4 separate regions of the Homo sapiens genome follow, and all the other regions are linked to region 1. The links are chromatin contacts, found by Hi-C or POLR2A ChIA-PET in ENCODE. All regions are on one chromosome and are shown on one strand. The core of a region is the stretch at or near the end of the contact, and the rest is flanking DNA. Distances in the headings are between cores, read along the strand shown. Region 1 has its middle 31 kb from the start of NSUN7. Region 2 has its middle 7.9 kb from the start of RBM47-AS1. Region 3 overlaps RHOH (ras homolog family member H). Region 4 overlaps RBM47 (RNA binding motif protein 47).

What was found. Hi-C counts contacts between places; a loop is a spot of excess contacts on that map. ChIA-PET counts read pairs that join two places held with the same protein, here RNA polymerase II (POLR2A). Pooled maps may share reads with other maps.
Region 2: a map of Caco-2 shows a loop between it and region 1 (2.7-fold over the local background). The contact joins two enhancer-like sites. A Hi-C loop is called at or near these places in 1 of 168 maps with a recorded cell type or tissue (Caco-2) and 3 of 50 pooled maps. POLR2A ChIA-PET finds 5 or more read pairs at or near these places in 1 of 52 experiments (activated B cell).
Region 3: a loop to region 1 is called in a pooled map, with 2.3 times the contacts of the local background. The contact joins two enhancer-like sites. A Hi-C loop is called at or near these places in 3 of 50 pooled maps. POLR2A ChIA-PET finds 5 or more read pairs at or near these places in 2 of 52 experiments (Caco-2 and activated T-cell).
Region 4: a loop to region 1 is called in a pooled map, with 4 times the contacts of the local background. The contact joins two enhancer-like sites. A Hi-C loop is called at or near these places in 15 of 37 single-sample maps with no recorded cell type and 6 of 50 pooled maps. POLR2A ChIA-PET finds 5 or more read pairs at or near these places in 1 of 52 experiments (GM12878).

What each region holds. Positions count from the first base shown.
Region 1 is chr4:40,717,234-40,720,512 of GRCh38, forward strand. No RefSeq gene overlaps it. Among named protein-coding and RNA genes, the nearest start is that of NSUN7, 31 kb to the right of the region's middle. Within about 2 kb of position 1,483, at least 8 of the 41 ENCODE cell types and tissues checked have a DNase peak (open chromatin) inside an H3K27ac peak, as active enhancers do.
Region 2 is chr4:40,416,601-40,419,833 of GRCh38, forward strand. No RefSeq gene overlaps it. Among named protein-coding and RNA genes, the nearest start is that of RBM47-AS1, 7.9 kb to the right of the region's middle. RefSeq lists an enhancer at 1,985-2,129 and a cis regulatory region at 2,050-2,063. Within about 2 kb of position 1,956, at least 6 of the 41 ENCODE cell types and tissues checked have a DNase peak (open chromatin) inside an H3K27ac peak, as active enhancers do.
Region 3 is chr4:40,245,926-40,249,026 of GRCh38, forward strand. RHOH (ras homolog family member H) reads left to right here. Exons shown (of 3, transcript NM_004310.5): 3 at 1-1,042. Among named protein-coding and RNA genes, the nearest start is that of RHOH, 50 kb to the left of the region's middle. Within about 2 kb of position 1,711, at least 5 of the 41 ENCODE cell types and tissues checked have a DNase peak (open chromatin) inside an H3K27ac peak, as active enhancers do.
Region 4 is chr4:40,461,043-40,464,292 of GRCh38, forward strand. All of the region lies in intron 3 of RBM47 (RNA binding motif protein 47), which reads right to left. Among named protein-coding and RNA genes, the nearest start is that of RBM47-AS1, 37 kb to the left of the region's middle. Within about 2 kb of position 1,534, at least 4 of the 41 ENCODE cell types and tissues checked have a DNase peak (open chromatin) inside an H3K27ac peak, as active enhancers do.

The sequences.
Region 1 (3,279 bases), core at 233-2,732:
CCTGGGCAACAAAGTGAAACTCCATCTCATTAAAAAAAAAAAAAAAAAAAAAAAAAAAAAGGTATACACACATTAGGAAGAGAGGGTTTGTAGAGAGGACATGGTGTGCTGAATATGAAGTTTAACCTTTAAAGAATTTCTAGTAGGCATTACACTATGAAAAAACAAAGGAAATTGGCCCATGACTGTGTTTATTACAATGCTGATAATCACATTGTTTGCTGAATGTTACTATAGTACTATATAACAAAATCTAAGCACTTTGCAAAGTCCTCTATAATTTCAGCCTATTTCTTACCAAATTCTCTTAAGAAGCCCAGGATCAAGTGAACAGCCTTATTTACAGCAATCAACCACAACATTTCAAACTTAAATCATTGCATTTTAGAGCTTAAAAAAGGGTTCTAAAGAACTTTAATAACATGGACATTGTCATGATTATTATAATAACTATTATTTGTTGAGTGCTGATTGTGTCCTAAGAATGATGCTAAGGGTTTCACATATATTATCTCACTAAAGCCTTAAAATAACACTAATTGTCACTTGCTTAAAGTCATCCAGCTAATACCTGAAATAGGTTTAAAACCCTAGTCTGCTTGACTCTCAAGACTGGAATCTTGTCCTCCCTCCCCATTTTTGCCGATGAGAAAATAGACAAGCCTAGAAAGATTATATGAGTTGTCCAACATCATACAGCTATTAAGTAGCAGAACCAGAACTAAAATCTAGGCCAGGCACAGAGGCTCATACCTGTAATCCCAGCACTATGGGAGGCTACAGTGCAAGGATTGCTTGAGTCTAGCAGTTTGAGACCACCATGGGCAACACAGTGAGACCCCCTCTCTACAAAAAATTAAAAAAATTAGCTAGGCATGGTGGCATGTGCCTGTAGTACCATAAAGTAAAAAAAAAAAAAAAAAAAAAAAAAAAGAAAAGAAAAAAAAAAAGAAAGACTACATCTCCTATTCTTAAGCCCAGATTCTCTCCTTTATATAACACAGCCTGTTGGAGAACTAAGCACAGGGCACAAAATTTATTCAGTACTTAACAAAAGAAACATAGAAATAAAAACCTGAACTTCACATTCAGAAAACTAGTGATTACTGATTTTTAGTCTATTTTGCAGTCAACAGCAAAATATATTCAGTAGCCAGGATGGGAATTGGGAAAGCAGCATTAAGGCATTAAATAGGGTACATATTCATGGATCCTGGTCCCAAACTCAGTGAAGTGAACCATGATCTGTGAAAGTGGTTAGTAATCAAATGTTCCTATGGCATAGATACAGTAGAGGAATCCATGGAAGAACATAGAAAGCCTTGGAGCTAAGAAGCATGAAAGATGATTTAAAGGGGAGAGAGCTGTCCTGGATTGTTCATGGAGCAGAAACAGTCTCCCCAGATCTCTCCAAAGGGCTCTTCCCATGCCTTTGCTTTGTACCTTTGAATCTCCTGCACCTGGATGGCAGGGGGCCAAGAGGCCAGGGGAGTGTCTCAGGCCTGGGTGTTTTCAGGGCTGACCTAAACGTTCATCTCTGGAAAGCAGCAGGTGCCTTGTCAATCTCCCTAAGCCCTAGGAGAATGTAGAACAATGGCCTCCTCAGTCCCAGCAGTCAGCGCCAGCTCTCCTCAAGGCTACCTCCCTTCCATTTAAGTCCCTTTTTATTGAAGTCAGTTGAATGCTCTCTTATCCGCATTAAAGGGGCTTGGGCTGCTTGAAGCTACAATTAGATTTTTATGCCACCTGGGCATAGAAGGCTCACTTCATTTCCAATGTCTCACCATTTCAGTAGGTTTTTATTTTGAAGTTCACAATTAATTTTTGGTCAGCAAAGTATGAGATGAAAGGAAAACTAGACTGGTACACAAAATACTACCTGTGTTACACAGGGAGTCCAGGGCAAAAGACATTGTGACTCCTAACCAATCGTGAGAGGTATGCTCACAAGTGTATCAGCTCAAACCACTGTAATTGTTCCTACAACTCCCCTTGCTGGCCAATGTGAAGAGCGACACAAGAAAAATGAACACTTCTCAGTCTGTTACCTCTTCATCTTCCCTCATATCCAAATACCCCAAGAATGGAAAAAACAAGGGGGAAATGGTAAGGAAAAAAACCTAGCGTGAGGGGACTAAAATGGATAGCCTTTGTTTTCTCTGTTTTTGAGGGGCAGGGGGGTGTCAGCTATTCCAGTGGGAAATGCAATGAGATAATTATTTTGCTGAAGAAAAATGCCCTCCCCGGTGTAAAAACTGCATGCTATTCACCTTCATATACCTCATAAGAAATAACAGAAGTTACGTGGGCAAGAGTTATACCCAAAGCACCAGGGAGTCTAGATTTGTCAAAGCCATGACCTCTAGCTAATCACAGGGTAGTAGGAGAAAGTGAATTATATTTGTTAAATCTGGCAGTAATCATGATGAATTGCAAATTCCGAGTATCATCAATTTGGTTATCTCACTGAAATGACATTTTTAATTCAGTAGGAAAATTCCTGTTACATATATTTATTGAGAAATTAAAACATGACACTATACCCGATTCATTTAAATCTGATGGAAAGGTGACATCGGGAATATAGTCTATTAAATACACAAATTTCTGACAGGAACGTGCATTAGAGTGTTTTGGGAGACATAAGTAGCTATCAGCTATAAAAACTCATTGTCACTTGAAATTAGAGTAATAGTTCCTGTGCCCTGGAGCCTCATAACAGCAGATTTGTTCTTTCGTGTAGTTCTCCCATTATTAGTAGCCTCATCACTAGGTCACCTTCTGATCAAACCTTATGAACAAATTCTGTATAATCCAGAAGTGATTTTCCTCCCATTGGTTAAACTACTCTGAGAAAATAAGCTTCTTTGAAAGCCATTTTGAGGTTTTGCATTAACTCTGAAATTCCCTATTTAGTTAGTACTTTATGCTTTTCTAATAATTCATAAAATAATGTCCTCATGGCAATTATGTTTGGTGTTGATGAGCCAGAGTGATTGTATTACAGAATATCCATGATTTTTCATTGGATATTCTGTTAGCTATGATAATCCATGATTATTCATTGGACATTCAGTTAGCTAATGCAGAGGAAAAGATTTTCAAGTATCAGATCATTCCAATAAATTTTAAAAGTCTGCCTATCCTTGTTTCTGCTCATTGATCTTGCGTGTCTAACAATTATTCTGAGTTCTCTCAATGATGCTGGACATCGACATCTTTCAGGCATGACATCTAAAACAAGGACAATGATGTGGTGTTTGATGGTCAGGCCAAGCT
Region 2 (3,233 bases), core at 706-3,205, 300 kb before region 1:
AGGCTTCTGTGGCCAGTGAAATGCTATTCAAGGATTAGCTGATTATCCTTGACTGGCATGTCTTTCCAGCATTTTATATCGTATATCTTTTATTTGAGACACTAGTTGTTAAAATTATTCATTGAACTGTCCAGAGGGTCTAATTATTTGGCCCCTCGGCAACTCAGAAGGCTTGGGCTAGCCTCCCTAGATTGGGCTGCTTTTGTGGTACAGTGTCCTGGAGCTGGTGGAGAACCTCCTGACTCTTGAAGTTATTCTCTTTATTTGACTGGCTATGGCCTTAACTTCCAAAGTTAGGGCTTTCTTCCTTAGCTTCGTTGACAAGGGATTTGTTCAATGAAAACCACATAACTCAGGAGGCCAGGCACAGTGTCTCATGCCTGTAATCCCAGCACTTTGGTAGGATGAGATGGGAGGATCGCTTGAGCACAGGAATTCGAGACCATCTTGAGCAACATGGCGAAACCCCATCTCTACAAAAAATACAAAAAATTAGCTGGATGTGGTGGCACATGCCTGTAGTGCCAGCTACTCAGGAGGCTGAGGTGGAAAGATCACCTGAGCCTGGGAAATCGAGGCTGCAGTGAGCAGGGATTGCGCCACTGCACTCCAGCCCGGGTGACAGAGCAAGACCCTGTCTCAAAACAAACAAACAAAAGACAAAAAGCCCCACATAACTCACCTCCTTGGGAATGAATTTGTTTATTTCTTCCCTTTCTGAGAGCAACATTTGATAAAAGACATGCTAGAATGTAAGAGGCTTGGAGGCCACCAGGAAAAAAAAATGTAGAAAGGTGACCCTATAAGACCTTCAGACTCCAGAAAGTTTTGCATCTATATTCTGCAATGTGTGTAATTTTTAAACTTTCCTTTCCACTTGCTCCAATGTCCTTTAAGATAAAGTGACTCTATTAGGAGATCGGTGTGACTTCTAGAACAAACAAATGACTCTACATCCTTACAAAATGGGTGATCTATAATCCCTCCAACCCCAGCCCCAGCTCTAGAGTTAGATATTCCAGGTTCAGATCTACACTGTTTCACTTACCAGCGACGTGGTCTCGGGAGAAGTTATGAAACCTCCTTCTGCCTCCTTGCTTTTTATCTGTAAAATGGGGGTATTAAGAGTAGCAAGCTCAAGTGTGAAAACATGATGCATGCAAAACTAATCTATGCTGTAGATTTGACTGTTTCCCTTGTTGAGGTGGTCACTGGAAAGGGCCATGCAAAACCTTCTGGAATGCTGGTCATGTTACTCCTCTGGATGTTGGTTACATGGATGTGCTCAGTTTGTGAAAATTCATCAAGCTCTCTATGGTATGTACACTACTGTATCTATGTTACTCTTTTAATAAAAAGTTTAAAAAATATCCACGTAAAGTACTTGACCATTGGCATATATGGTAAGTTACTGTCAGCCATTATTCTTATCTCCTGCTGAATGATCATCATCTAAGACTTTAACATTATTCCCAAACACAAGGAAAATGAGGAACCAAAAAAAGACATGCTCGCCGAAGGCAGGCTTGACTGAGCACTCAGTGGCACGGCTGTTTGCACTAAAGCGTTGGGTAATTTCTAAGTAGATTATTTTGGCTGTTGTCTCTTATGCACAAGAGATTCCCTCTATAAATGCTAGAGCACATTTAGAATCAGTTGCATTTCCAGAATTTCTCTCCTTAGGGGAGTGTCTTATTTGGAAAGGGGACATTAGGGGTTTATTGGGAAGCTGAGTCTGCATAGTACTCTATATAAGATTGAGAAAGGGTCAAATGGCCAAATTTGAATGGGGGTGGAGGTGTGAGGGTGGTGAGGTCGACGGAAGTAAAACTATCTCATGGTGCTGTCAGTTTGGAATAAAGGTCGTGAAAAAGGAGCGGAAAAATCCCAGCAAAACCAAACTGGCATGGCCCAGTGTTATCACAATACCATTAAGTGCAAATGTTTTGACCCAGCACACCCCCAGCAAGGTCATCTCAGAAAAAACTGGGCTTCAGTGACATCTCTTAGCTGCCTTAGAATGACTAAGGTTATTTAAACCTCATGGTTGGTTAATCATTAATGAAGATTTTTGACAAACAAAGTAGAACGAGCCAAGAAAGAAGGGTGGCTAAAAATTAGCCTAGGAAAGGTCATATTTCTTGCATATGCAGGGATTAGTGTTGCTTTTGTTTCTGGTAACTGTGCAGAATGGAGTTTCAAGGAAATATGATCCTGTTGGGGAAGCCAATGTGTCTCTGAAGATTTTACTTAGGATTCTCCTCCACTGTATTAGTCCATTCTCATGCTACTAATAGAGACATATGCGTGACTGGGTAATTTATAAAGGAAAGAGATTCAATGGACTCACAGCTCCATATGGCCAGGGAGGCCTCACAATCATGGCAGAAGGTGAAGGAGGAGCAAAGGCATGTCTTACATGGCAGCAGGCAGGGCAGCATGTGCAGGGGAACTGCCTTTTATAAAACCATCAGATCTCATGAGACTTACTATTGTGAGAACAGCACGGGAAAAACCTGCCCCCATGATTCAATTACCTCCCACCAGGTCCCTCCCATGACACATAGGGATTATGGGAGCTACAATTCAAGACGAGATTTGGGTGGGGACACAGCCAAACCATATCATCCACCCTCAGTCATCTGGAGGACTATAGGCCTCCATCACCTTTGCTGAGAAGCCTGCATTCCTGTCCCATGGGGGGTTTACGTAGGAACAGTGGGGACACCCACATGCAGCTGCTGTATGACCCAAGAGGAAAGGGTGAAGGTCCCAGAGGCTGGAACCTGGACCTGCACAAGAAACAGGTGGGCAGCCCTAAAAGCTTTGATTGCTGCTATAAACTCCTGGACAAGCTCAGAGTTGGGAGGCATCCCCCCCTGGGGCCAGGAAGGCAGCAGGAAGGGAGTTTTTCACTAGGGGCAGCTCTAGCTTCAGCAGTGTAGATAAACGCAGGGCTCCACCATTTCCTGAAAGTCCTAAGAAGGAATGAATGATTGAGGGTTCTTTCTCTGTGATTACTGGCTCCCCTAGCTTCCTTGTCATAGGGACCAAATCTCTTCCTCCCACAGTTAACACAGGGCCATGAACCCTATTTAATGTTGAACAGTGCAAAGGTTGGATTTCTTCACACTTTCTCCTCCTTTAAGGCAGCCACCCTGAACTGATTTCATGGACTTGATGATACCGTGTTCTTTCCTCCGGGCCCAGGCATTTCCCGATCCCTTTTCCCC
Region 3 (3,101 bases), core at 461-2,960, 470 kb before region 1:
CCTGGGGCTGACACAGCTGCCTTCACTCAGACTTCTCTGCTCTCCAGGCGGTGGCTTGTACTCACCTCTAAGTCACCCGCCTCCCTTGATTGGAGAGCCCGTGTCTCTAGTTCTCAGCTCAGGGTTGGGGGGCTTGAAAGATGACCGGGCAGGGGAGGGGAAGGGATCTCATATCCTCTGATATCCCTGGGATTCTCTTCTTCTCCCTCAACCCACAGAGTCTTAAATCACGGATGCGGGTGTTCAGGGCCAGCCTTTGCCATGAGAGGTATTTAACATGTCAGTGGGAAGGAATTTCTATTCACTGCAGTGGGCTGTCCCCCAGGCTTTTCTTTCTCTCTTGTTGAAGAGAGATGGGGGTGGGTATCTGAAAGTGGGAAGGGCCACCATACATGATCCTAAGTGAAGGAAGAGGAGGTGGTTCCACGGTGGCAGCAGAGCAGGAAGGGAAGGCCAGAGAGGGCACACTCAAATGGCTTTGCTGTCACCTGGGCAAAGACACACAGGTGAGACCTCCACCTGTTGGCGGGAGCCAAGCTTAACAGCTCCGTCTGGGAACTCTCATACCTGAGACCAGGAATCTATGTGTAAACCCTTTCCAGTGGCAGAATCTGGCAGAAATGGAGCCGATAAGTGTCTGTCTTCCTGCTAGACTGCTGTTCTTGAAGGTAGCACTGCCTCCTGGTCTCCTCAGTGTCCCCAGGGCTCAGCACAGGGAAGGCAATGGAGGTAAAGTTGTGTTAAACTGAAATGGAGAGAAAGACAGTAATTGGGCTTCTGTGCCACACAGTGGTTATAGAAAGCAAGCAGACCCTCACCAGCCTTGTAGGGGTAAGAAGAAAAATAGGTCATATGGGTAGAATCCGTGTGTTGTGTGTTCTACATAAGCACATACTTACTTTTGCCTGCCTAGATGCAGACACAGGTTTCTTATACTTCAAAATTTGTGGTACCTTTTTGTAGACTATTGCATATCGATTCTTAACTATTCCAAGTAGCAGCATTAAATATGTTCTTGATGACATTAAAGAGTTAATTTTCATGGTCGGGTAGTTCATTCTTGTCTCTGTCAGCCTGGGCTGCTATAGTGGAAAACCATAGACTAGGGGACTTCAATAACAGAAATTTATCTCTCACAGTTCTGGAGGCTGGGAAGTCCAAGGCAAGGGACAGCATGGTTGGGTTCTGGTGAGACCCCTCTGCCTGGTTTGCAATGGCTGTCTTCTTGCTGTGTTCTCACATGGTAGAGCAAGAGATCATCTTTCTGGTGTTTCTTCTTCTAAGGATAATAATCCCATTCATGAGGGCTCAACCCTCATGATCTAATACCTCGCAAAGTCCTCACCTCCAAATACCATCACACTGGGGATTAGGCCTCAACATTTTGAGATTTGTGGGGACACAAACATTCCATCCATAGCAATTCTATTCTGTCTTACTTTCCACTGACTAGTTAACTGGGCAGCAGAATCCAGTGCAGTGAGTGACAAGAAAGCTAGAAGCATCCTGATTAAGTTTGTTCAGTGCTTCAGATGTGCTGTGCCGGCCACCGAGCGAAGCATTCTTTTGCCACATGTGTGTAGGCCCACATTATACTGAGTCCCATCTTACATGAGGAAACTGAGGCTCAGCATGTTGATGTGACAAGGCCAAGCCCATGCAGCAGGTGAGTGGCTGCCCCAGGAGTCTCAAGTGGGTCTGCTCAAAACCACCCTGCCCCACTTCCTCCCAGAGCAGCTTGACTGAATGGCTTTGCCACATCCGACCTCATGTAGCTTGCAGCTCCACCCCTGCCAGTCAAGTAGCCTGTATTTTAAAAAATATATTTTTATTTTTATTTTTTAATTTTTAGATTTTTTTTATTTTTTTGAGACGGAGTCTCGCTCTGTCACCCAGGCTGGAGTGCAGTGGTGTGATCTCCGCTCACTGCAAGCTCTGCCTCCCGGGTTCATGCCATTCTCCTGCCTCGGTCTCCCGAGTAGCTGGAAAAATATATTTTTAAATAAAATATTCCAAGTCTGACCTTTGTCCTGCCCTTGTCTTTCTGGCAATGAGAATGGGACCCACCTATGTCACACAACACCATCATTTGCAAAGGTCTCCATTCCAATCCTTGGTATTTAAAGCATAACTCCAAAGGCTGATTGCATATAAATTGGCAGAGATGAAATACACCATTATTTAATGTTATAAAAAGCTTGGGAAATATTCTCTTTTTCTTTTTTTATTAAAAAACTTTTTTTGAGACAGGGTTTTGCTCTGACACCCACAGTGGAGTGTAGTGGTGTGATCATGGCTCACTGCAGCCTCAACTTCTGGAGCTCAAGTGATCCTCCCACCTCAGCCTCCCAAGTAGCTGGGACCATGGGTGCACACCACCAAACTTGGCTAATTTTAAAAATTATAGAGACAGGGTCTCACTACGTTGCCCAGGCTGGTCTTGAACTCCTGGGCTCAAGCGATCTTCCCACCCTGGCCTCCCAGAGTGCTAAGATTACAGGTGTGAGCCACTGTGCCCAGCCAATATTCTCTTTCTCTTCATTTTTTGTTTGTTTGTTTGTTTTGTTTTTTGGAGATGGAGTTTTGCTCTTGTCGCCCAGGCTGGAGTGCAATGGTGCACTCTCGGCTCACTGCAACCTCTGCTTTCTGGGTTCAAGTGATTCTCCTGCCTCAGCCTCCCAAGTAGCTGAGATTACAGGCATGTTCCATTACGCCTGGCTAATTTTGTATTTTTAGTAGAAATGGAGTTTCACCATGTTGGTCAGGCTGGTCTTGAACTCCTGACCTCAGGTGCTCCACCCGCCTCGGTCTCCCAAAGTGTTGAGATTACAGGCGTGGGCCACCGTGCCTGGCCAATATTCTCTTTTTCTTATCTCACTTTTCCACCCCTCAGGTTTCAGGTATTTCCTTTGAACAAGGGAGTGACAGGGAAGAGGAGAGTTTGGCTCTTCTCTTTCAAGGATTTCGTACTTAGGAGGCGCCCTTTACCCAGAATGAAATGTGATGAAAGGACTCACTTTGGTGCATCTGTAGAGTTATGACATGACAGAGGGGACAGGGCTCTGTGAGTGCTCGGCCCCAGTGCTGAGAAAGAAATGCTT
Region 4 (3,250 bases), core at 284-2,783, 260 kb before region 1:
CTCAAGAAATATGCACTTAAATTAAGAATGGAAATGAACAGAAAATACATATCTAGAGTTTCACTGAACCTAGAGTATTTAAAATGAAAAATTCAGGTGTCAGGAAATTTATGATTTCCCAGGTCTACTAAACTCCTGGAACAATTGTTGGCATTTAATTGCTATTCATGTCTCGCGTACTCTGTACTTTCACTGAGTGCACTTGGAGTTAATATTTCAATTAAAAAACTAATACATCAGTAAAAACGCCCAGATTTGAGCTAATCATTTATTCTCAGGCTCACAGGGAAATACTGGATATTCTTCGAGTTAATAAAGTGTGAAATGATTTTAATTATTCAAGGGAAATATAGTATACCAGTCTTGCAAATGGTTTTTTTAGACAGCATGGTCTGTCTTATCCCATCCTACATCAGAAAATTTAATTGGCTTAGTTATTTCCTCTTTCCCAAATCCCTTTTTATGGCAAAGAGAAAATGAGGACCTACAGCAGCCCACGTTGCTGAGGACCTAAACCAGTCCCTGTGAAAACCAAAACAGGGATGGGCTGGATTTCAGTTTGTTTCTCATAGGTTCCGAAGTCAGAGTTTTAAAAGATTTAACAGGCTGGGCACAGTGGCTCATGCCTGTAATCCCAGCACTTTGGAAGGCTGAGATGGGCGGATCACCTGAGGTCAGGAGTTCAAGACCAGCTATGGCTAACATGGAGAAACCCTGTCTGTACTAAAACAGAAATACAAAAATTAGTCGGGCATGGTGGCAGGCGCCTGTAATCCCAACTACTCGAGAGGCTGAGGTAGGAGAATCGCTTGAACCTGGGAGGCAGAGGTTGCAGTGAGCCAAGATCGCACCATTGTACTCCAGCCTGGGTGACAAGAGTGAAAACTCCGTCTCAAAAAAAAAAAAAAAAGATTTAACATTAATTTATTTGGAATTTGGACAGCCAACTGCCAATGTCAAGCATTCCAATGTTGAGAGCCTAATACAGAATCTTGTTCATGTGGGGAGACCTCTGAGACCCTGAGTTGCATTAGCATGGCACTACTGTCATCTCCAAGCCCGTCAGAGAACAGCGCCCGTCCAGTGCAGACATTTGAAGCTAGGCGAGGCGGGTTACACAGCCTGGGGAGTCTTTGTACTTTTCAATATTCTCCAAGGGAAGTCTAGACAGGCTTCACATTTTGTTAAGTACAGCTAGGTTCTGTCCACAATAAAACAGAACTAGGACAACTGTTTTGGAAACATAGTTAGCACATAATTGTAGCTAATTTAGTTTTTTTCTCTGAAGCAGCATGAAAAGAAATTTGTTTTTGTACAAAAGATGTTTTTATCTTCTATAGCCCACAATTCCCAACAACAGAGTGTCCTCTCTCCTTCCCTCTGCTGCAAATATATGCACCTACATAACACCCACATGCACGTTTTTTTCTAGCCTAAGCCACTATCTACCCCTGCTGTTCTCTTTTTGGGGATTTCTTCAAGCATATTTACAAAACACTTGCTGAGCCCAACTGCCGCCTCACTGCTGTATCCTAGTTACATGAGCCATCAGTTCCCCAAACGCTTGCTTTCACCTGTCTGTTGGGAAACCACCTAAGCCTATACGAGGAAGAAAAATCATTCAGAACAAATGTTGGCTTGAATACTCATGTCGTTTTCTTAACTGCTTGATACAGGCTTTCACCGAGATTTGGTGGGAATCAAAAGTACATCTTTAAAAGAATCCTGGCCTTTACCTTACACTATATATAAAAATAAACTCAAATAGATCAAAGACCTAAATGTAAGAGCTAAAACTATAAGACTTGGAAGAAAATACAGGGGCAAACTTTCATGATACTGGATTTGGCAATGATTTTTTGGACAACCCCAAAAGCACAGCAACAAAAGAAAAAATAGATAAAGTAAACTTAATCGAAATTAATAACTTTTGTGCACCAAAGGACACTGTCAAGAGAGTGAAAAGGCAACCCACAGTGTAGGAGAAAATATGTGCAAATCATGTCTGATAAGGAATTGATATTCAGAACATATAAAGAACTACAACTCAATAACAAAAAGCAAACAAGCTAATTTAAAAATGGTCAAAAAAGTTGAACAGATATTTTTCCAAGGAAGATATACATTATACATCCGCAAAGATATACATTATACATCTGCATTACACATCTGCAAAGACCCTTGAAAAAATAAAGAAGACACACAGATGCCCCTTAAGGACATGAGAAGATGCTCAACATCATTCATCATTAGGGAAATGCAAATCAAAGCCACCATGATATACCGCTTCACACTCACTGTGATGGCAATTATCAAAAAAACAAAACCACAAGTGTTGGTGAGAATGTGGAGAAACTGGAACCCTTGTGCACTGCTGGTGGGAATGTATAATGGTGCAGCTTCTGTGGGAAAAAGTATGGTGGTGCTTCAAAAATATAATCATAATAAACAGAAGTACCACATGAGCCAGCAGCTTCTCCTGATGCACAGTGCAAGAAATGAACATAAGTGGTAATAATAAATATTCAGTGAATGAATGTAGGCCTCACATATCTTTTTCCCATAGAGAGATTGAGGTTGGTAAGTAATAACAGATCTGGTGACACTGTCTTCTACTTTAGAGACCTGATATTGGCTAGAGGTGGGGTAGGTAAAGGGGAGGGAATAGGCTTTTATTAGGTTGGTGCAAAAGTGATTGCAGTTTTTGTCGTTACATTTAATGGCAAAAACTGCAATTACTTTTGCACCAACCTAAATATTTTTTGAGTATCTATAAAAATATTTCTGGTTTTAAAATCTTCCTAAATTGGTAATACAGTTTTTACATGTGCCCTGTGAAACGCACATTGCCATATATGATGCGTGGGGATAGGTGGGAAGGTGGGTAAAATTTGCTGTTTCTGAAAGAGTTGGACAATATCAAGAGCTTTACAGTGTTCATTAGTCAATTCTCATTAGCCCAATGATTCCATTTATAGACATGTATAATCAAATACCCAAGCAAAGATTTACATTCAAATCTGTTTACTGAAGTTCTATTTATAATACAATGCAATGAACATAATAGTATATATTTACACGTAATGTAATAAACACAAATATTCAATGGTATAAAAATGGTCAATAAATCGTGGCATAGCCACAGCTTAGAGTACCTGTTTAATGTTCTCAGCTATTTTAACTTTGCTAAATAATATTTAAAGATATGCGGTAGTCCCCCTTCATCTGAGGAGGACCTGTTCCAAGACCC